2 separate regions of the Homo sapiens genome follow, and region 2 is linked to region 1. The links are chromatin contacts, found by Hi-C in ENCODE. All regions are on one chromosome and are shown on one strand. Each heading gives the region's core, a stretch centred on a gene start or an enhancer-like site at or near the end of the contact. The rest is flanking DNA. Distances are from core to core; before and after follow the strand shown. Region 1 has its middle 19 kb from the start of NFIA-AS2. Region 2 overlaps LOC107984964 (a long non-coding RNA gene).

Region 1 (3,385 bases), core at 509-3,008:
AAATTTTTATTCTACAAATAGGCTGGGGACAGGGCAGCATAGAGAAAGAGGGATTCTGGACCCAAGATGAATAGATGTTGGTCCTCCACCCTCAACCTGGTCACAGTCCAGTAAGGGACACACTGCTATGCCAGTAGTTGCAGCCATTGTGTTTGAAGCCTGAGCAGCCTCCTATGCCACATCGAGAGAGCTGAACCGGGGGTGTGCTGGTCAGTGTTAAACAACCAGCTGTCCAGGGGGAAAGAAGCCCTAATTTGCAGCTCTTACCAATTTCTGTGATGTAAATGCTTCCCACTTGATCAATTTCAAGCTGCCAACATGACCTCACGGAACAGAAGAGATGCGCAAGTAGCTCGCTGCCACACAGCCGCCATGGATGAAGTCACCTTGAGAGTCTGGAACATGGTAAAATATAATAAAGTAATTTGGAGGCAATGATTTTTGTGTATTTATTAACTGTTTTAAATATATTTTATTTAATTGAGAATTGATACCATTTAATTTTTAATAGTGGCTGTGTTTGACGACCAGCTTACAAAATTTCTGTAGCTTTTAACAGTTGGCCCTCATGAGCAGTTGCAATCCACTCCAGTGCACCACTGGGACGACTTCACTTGGATAGAGGGCTGACCAGTGCAACAGTGTCAGAACAGGGATTCCAGGTGGCAATTCAAGAGGCCAGATGTGAACTGACAGCTTACTTGAAGCCATCTGGAATGGTAAGAAATACAGGACTAGGCCAAGCCAATATTTACAGAGAGCTGAAAGCCAGACACATAGGAGATAAAGTCCTAACACTAGACCAAAAGAGCTGAAGGCAGACTTCACAAAGAACATGCAGATCAGAACAGGGCTGGGGCCAACTCCTGTTTAAAAAAAGAATAGTTCAGGAACAAGTGAGGAGGGTTTTGGAATGTGTCACAGATATCTGTGAGACCTACACCGCTCACATGTATTAGTGACTAATCATGATAATTGCTCAAGTTTATTGAGCACTTAATGTAGACCAGGTGCAGTTTTAAGTGCTTTACATAGTCGATCTCACTATTGATAGCTCCATTTTACAGATGCAACAGGCAGCCTAACCCCAGAGGAGACTGTGGTTGTACCTGCTATGCAGTACAGGTACATGTGTGTGTTAGACGGGTTTAAAATGTCATAGAGAAGGCAAAAAATACATGAAGAAATACTCCAAAGTGGAATAAACACCTGATTCCCAGACAATGCTCAAATACTTGGTGTAAAATAATATGTGCATTTAGAGATATCACCACAATTGACTACAAAGGGAGGAAGCAAATTGTTAAGTTCAGCAATGGTTGATCTTACCTTTGGTGAACCAGATGCACTGTGAATACACTGGGAGGAAATACAACTATAGTCCCTGCCTTCTTGAAGCCCCAGTTTTTACTCCCTCTTTCTCATACCCAACCATTGGAACTGACACTAAGAGCTGTCCTTGCTTCCTGAATCTCCTTCCTCCAATCACAGTGGCTTTGCTTCTCCTTTCTCCAAGGCCAGCAACTGCAAGTCAGCCCAACCTATGCCCAACCCCAGACCCTGGTCCAGCCCTTGTAGCCCAGCTTGAGCACAGCCCTGGGTCCTTGCTTGCCTGTGAAAGAATATTCCAGCCTGTGAGCTCCTTGAGGTTTTACGGGATTTCTTTCAGAGGACCCAGCCCAGTGCTGGGTGCAATAGATACATATTGAACTAAAAATAGAGGCTGCCTGAGCAGAGGGAAGACGTTATCACAGTTTCATATTTATTAGGCCTTTTCATTTTATGATTCACCACGTGGGACACAGGCCAACAGCCCCTCTTCCCTTAGGAAGTGGCCTTCTAACTCAGAATGACACAGTATTACATATTCCCAACAGGGAACCACAAATGCCTCACAAATGTTTCAGGCTGGCTGGAAGCTTTATATTGAGTCTCAAGGAGTGTTTTCTTTGCAGTTTTGTCTTTGAATAGCTGGTGCATGTGAGGAAGAACTATCAGGAAGGGCCATTATTGCGCATGTGCTGTGCTTCGGGGAAGTGAGTGTCAAGTCTCACCCACTGATCTGGGAAAGTTTCCATGAATTCATTTTCCTCTCACCCCCAGCGATGCTCTGTTTGCTAACTCAAGCAAGGGGAAAGGTCTGTTTTCAATTAGGACCTCTCAAAAAAGTGTTTTTAAATGGCCTGTAAAAATAATCCAATAAAGGCCTCAGAGGTGTGAGCTGTTGTCATCATCCTGTTTGGAAAACGTCACTCAGAATGCACCCTAAAGTGAGGGAGGGAGGTTGTGATGCCTTAAAAAAAATTAATTTGTGAAATGAACCTGCAGGATTAGTTGTCCGCCTTTGTGCCCAGCTTTAATATGTCCTCAACCAGGGAAATCCGAGGCTTTGGATTATTAGCCGGGTTGGATCACGTTACCCTGTTTGGCTCTGCAGAAATCACACTTTTCATTTTGCCTTTAATCCTAAAGGTCACCGGGAAGGTCAGCCCCAAACACAAATGATACTTTGTGGTCTTACTTTCAGACAATTATCAACTCATAAATCTTGGTCAGACTGTAATGAGAGCGCGAGGAATAATTGAATTCAGTCCAGACTCACAGGGTCGGAGGGAGCAGAGAACTGGAAGGGGAGGGGACAGACAGAGGGAGGGGGTTCAGGGCCTGGGAGCCAGAAAGTCTTCCCTCCAGCACTGCAGATTTTCCCATTTGTCCTTGTTAAATCACTGTGTTTTGAAATTTGGATGGATATGAGTGAAGCCATTAAAGATGGGGATGGTTCATTGGTAGCTCAGAAAATAGAGCGTAAGATTCTTAAAAGAGCACAAGTCTAAAGGCAGCAAGTTGACAAGAAGGAAAGACTAGAAAAGGAGTCAGGGGACTGAGGTGCTGAGTACCCCAGTTCAGCCAGTTTCCAGGCTGTGTGGCCCTGGGAGAACCATTTCACCTCTCTGTCCTGAGAATGGGGCTGCTGGCCCCTCCCACATCCCAAGATTGTCATAAGGATCACATGAGATAATAAACTGAAAAGTTTACAAACTCACAGAAAGAGACAACATTCTTAAGCACATTAACTGAGCTTGATTCATCAACAATAATTTTAAGAAAATCCTGTTGGCTCTGTATTCCAAACATGTCTACACCTTGCCTACTTCTCACCAGCTCTACCACTCCCATCCAGGCCCAATCCAGCATTATCTTTCACCTGGATTATTGGAATAGTACTCAAATCAGTCTTTCTTTCCACATATGACTCCTCCATAATCCAGTTTCTTTTAAATGTGTCAGGCGATTCTTCTGATCAAAACCCTTCAATGGTTCCCCATTTCACAGGGATAAAAGCCCAATCTCAAGATCACCTACGAGACAACCCCACAGTACCTGG
Region 2 (3,385 bases), core at 279-2,778, 650 kb after region 1:
AAGGCACGAGGGTCCTGAAGAGCACTGGGTATTTGGGGCTAAAGGGTAAAAAGAGCAGGGTATCTGATTCCAGATTAAAATGTCATCCCTCTATTCTGAAATCTGAAAAATACTAGCAGCTTGATTTGTCCACAGTCACTTGTGCCAGGTAGAGAATCCTAATTCGTGTAGGCCCAAACCAACAAGAACCTCTTGATGTGACTACTGCCTGAGTATTGCAGTGTTCGTGGGAGCTTTAAGTTTACCTATCCAGATGGGAGAACCTCTTTCCCGAAATTCATAAGCAGTCCCACAACTCCGCCAATGCTACAGGACCCAGCTTTCTGAGGCACCTAGAAAGACATGGCAGTGGCCCAAGGTGATGCTTAGGTGGGCTGGCGAATGCACACAATAGAATGTCTGTCTGTGACATTTAATCTCACTCTGGCAAACTGGTGCAGCTGCCCTTGTACAACAAACGGGAAGGCACAGTGAGTGACCACCACCAAAAACAAACAAAACAAGTGTGTGCGTGCGTGTGAGCTTTAAAATTTAATAGCTATTCAGACAGTCCTTAGAGAAGGAATTGGCAGCTTCGGCCTCCAAGACTGCTCCCCCACCTGTCTCCAGGCACTGCAAACACAGCTGTGTAAGAAGGAGACAGTCAACGCTTCCAAGGAAAGAAATAGTGCAGTCTTGGGGGTGGGGTGATGATGAGAGCACCTTTCTCACAAACCCACGTGGGACAGGGCCTTGTCTAGCAACCGCAAAAATAATCGAGCAGGACGTGGTCAATCAAGCTCTTTATAAAACCTCATGTTAAGTAAAATCATTCAAGATCCAACTCAATGGCCACCTTAAACCCATGTTTTAAAAGCATGAGACAGAGCACACAATTCATGCTCAAAGGAGAACGAGGTAGCATGCATGCTGGCAAGACGCGCATTCAGGTTTGCTCCCGGTATCAAGATGAGACGTAAAGACGATTTATGCACTGTCATAGAACTTGTAGTTCCTCACACAAAACACAGAACTTCCTGGGAAAGTGCCTAGAAACTTCTTTATCTGTATTTCCCCAGGCTGCAAAGTGCACACATTTTTAAAGTTCAACTCTTAAAAAAAAAAAAAAGTCAGCAGAGGCAAGATTTCAACAGACGCCGGTCCAAATGTTAGCAATTCTAGAGTGGTCAGGGGTTTGCCGCTCCCAAAAGTAAGGGGGAAATTAGAAGAAGGAAAGAAGTCGTTTTCGAAGACGAAAACCAAAGCAAGGAGGTATTTTTGGTATCATTTTAATCACAAAATAGCACGAATGCGGTCTGTGCCTGTGCGCTACCCAAACGTCGATTTGAATACCACTGAACGCTAGTTTGAAAATTTCCATTTTTGTAATTTGCTTTCTTTTGTTAAGCCAAGACTTGAGAGAAACCTGGCAGCCGTCTCTAAGTCTGGCACGATTTCACCTCAGACGCACTCGGTTGGTTTGGATGTTGAGGGAGACCGCACATGAGAGAGGGAGAAGGAGGAAAAGAGAGCTGGAGAGCAAACCTACCGCTCGGCGGCCGCCGCAGAGAGCAGGCCCAGGGCTTCTCAGCCGGGGGATCTGGCTCCACCTACAGGAATCAGAAGGCAAACCTAGTAGACGCCTCGGCGTCTGCAGGAACCCGGTGGGGGCTGGGGGAACTTTGATAATTGCCTAGAGAATTTCCTAGCCAGTAGGAATGGGGGTCGGTAGAAGTGGTAAGGATTGGGAAGCAGGGATTTCCATGACCAGATTACCCACAGTCATATCAGATTCAGCGATTCTTATTTGGAGGAGAAAAGGTATCATGTCACCTCCTATGACCTAGGAATTTTAACTGGTTCCAGGTAAACCCCATTTGAAAGCAAAGGCAGCACCTGGTCCCAGGACAGGCCCAGCACATAGCATGCTCAGGCAATAACATTTGAATGAATGAATGAATGAATGAATGAACTGAATAATCCAATCTATCAAATAACAGAAACCTAATATGATAAAAAGAAAACCAACCCCCAACCCCAACACTGTTTTTCAGGTATATGTATGAGTTGTCAGGCATTTTTGATGGCTAGTAATTACTACAAAAATCCTGCACCATGTAGGCTAGTCGTGTTCCACCTCCGATGTGCCAGAGCAGTGATTGAGTACCACCGATTTCATCCCATGCCCTCATTTGCCAACGAATAAACAGAAGCTTGAAGAGGTTAAATGCCTTTTCCCAGGTCAACCAGTTTGTTGGTGACAGAACTGGTTTGGGGCTAAATTTTCCTGACCTGTCTGGTATTTGTTTTCTAAGGGCAGGAGACTCATTTTGCATTGGCCTGCTGGATGCCCTCAGCCGATTAGCTCTCACAGGAGGAAGTTAGCTTCCCCCACCCACCTGTTGGCCTGTCCCTGGGCTTCTGCCCCAGCTTCTGCTCTGGGCCACAGCCTCTGCTCATGCTGCTCTACTCCAAAAATCAAACGCTGCCTGGAGCTAATGCCAATGGTTGCTAAACTTATGAATTCATTTCCTAAAGCCTGAGGGACAGAATCTTTGAGCCTGTGGTTTAGTAAGCTACAAACAGGCAGGTGCTTTGTTTTGGCAACACAGGTGTCTTATATACAATATCTCCTCCATCTATTTACCCAAAGCACTTAATAAGCAGTTACTGAGTTTCCCAATGATAGTTATAGAAGAAGATGTTATTTACCAATTGAAAAGGAATTTTTGCCGTAGGCAGTTAGCACTCAGTTTCCAGATGAAAAGGTGAAGATCCTTCTGGGAAGTGAGATGCTGTGTGCATTATGTGAGATGAATATGATCCAGGGAAAGATAGCAATTAAGCAGATCCAGATTCTTTTTTTTTTTTTTTTTTTTTTTGAGATGGAATTTCACTGTTGTTGCCCAGGCTTGAGTATAATGGCGCAATCTCGGCTCACCACAGCCTCCACCTCCCGGATTCAAGTGATTCTCCTGATTCAGCCTCCAGAGCAGCTGGGATTAGAGGCACCTGCCACCATGCCCGGCTAATTTTGTATTTTTAGTAGAGACGGGGTTTCTCCATGTTGGTCAGGCTGGTCTCAAACTCCCAACCTCAGGTGATCCACTAGCCTCGGCTTCCCAAAGTGCTGGGATTACAGGCGTGAGCCACTGTGCCCAGCCTAGCAGATCCAGATTCTAACCACAACCTGTCTATAAAATGGAACTAACACTGTCATGACCTCTGAATGGATTAAAAATTAATCATTATTATTAATCACAATATTAATAATAATGCTGAACTATTACTAAGTGCTTACTACATTCCAGGCTTTCAAATGACCACTTTACATGCATTGTCTAACTTATCCTCAGAGCAACCCCATGCGAGTTATAATTATTACCCCCATTTTACAGAACAAGAG

The links. Hi-C counts contacts between places; a loop is a spot of excess contacts on that map. Pooled maps may share reads with other maps.
Region 2: a loop to region 1 is called in a map of naive thymus-derived CD4-positive, alpha-beta T cell, with 3 times the contacts of the local background. The contact joins two enhancer-like sites. A Hi-C loop is called at or near these places in 3 of 168 maps with a recorded cell type or tissue (heart right ventricle, naive thymus-derived CD4-positive, alpha-beta T cell and sigmoid colon) and 6 of 50 pooled maps.

The regions. Positions count from the first base shown.
Region 1 is chr1:60,988,378-60,991,762 of GRCh38, forward strand. No RefSeq gene overlaps it. Among named protein-coding and RNA genes, the nearest start is that of NFIA-AS2, 19 kb to the left of the region's middle. Within about 2 kb of position 1,759, at least 12 of the 41 ENCODE cell types and tissues checked have a DNase peak (open chromatin) inside an H3K27ac peak, as active enhancers do; they include heart right ventricle, where a contact is called at or near this core.
Region 2 is chr1:61,640,328-61,643,712 of GRCh38, forward strand. The region is part of intron 2 of LOC107984964 (a long non-coding RNA gene); the gene reads left to right. Among named protein-coding and RNA genes, the nearest start is that of TM2D1, 83 kb to the right of the region's middle. RefSeq lists enhancers at 1,377-1,426, 1,637-1,686. Within about 2 kb of position 1,529, at least 22 of the 41 ENCODE cell types and tissues checked have a DNase peak (open chromatin) inside an H3K27ac peak, as active enhancers do; they include heart right ventricle, where a contact is called at or near this core.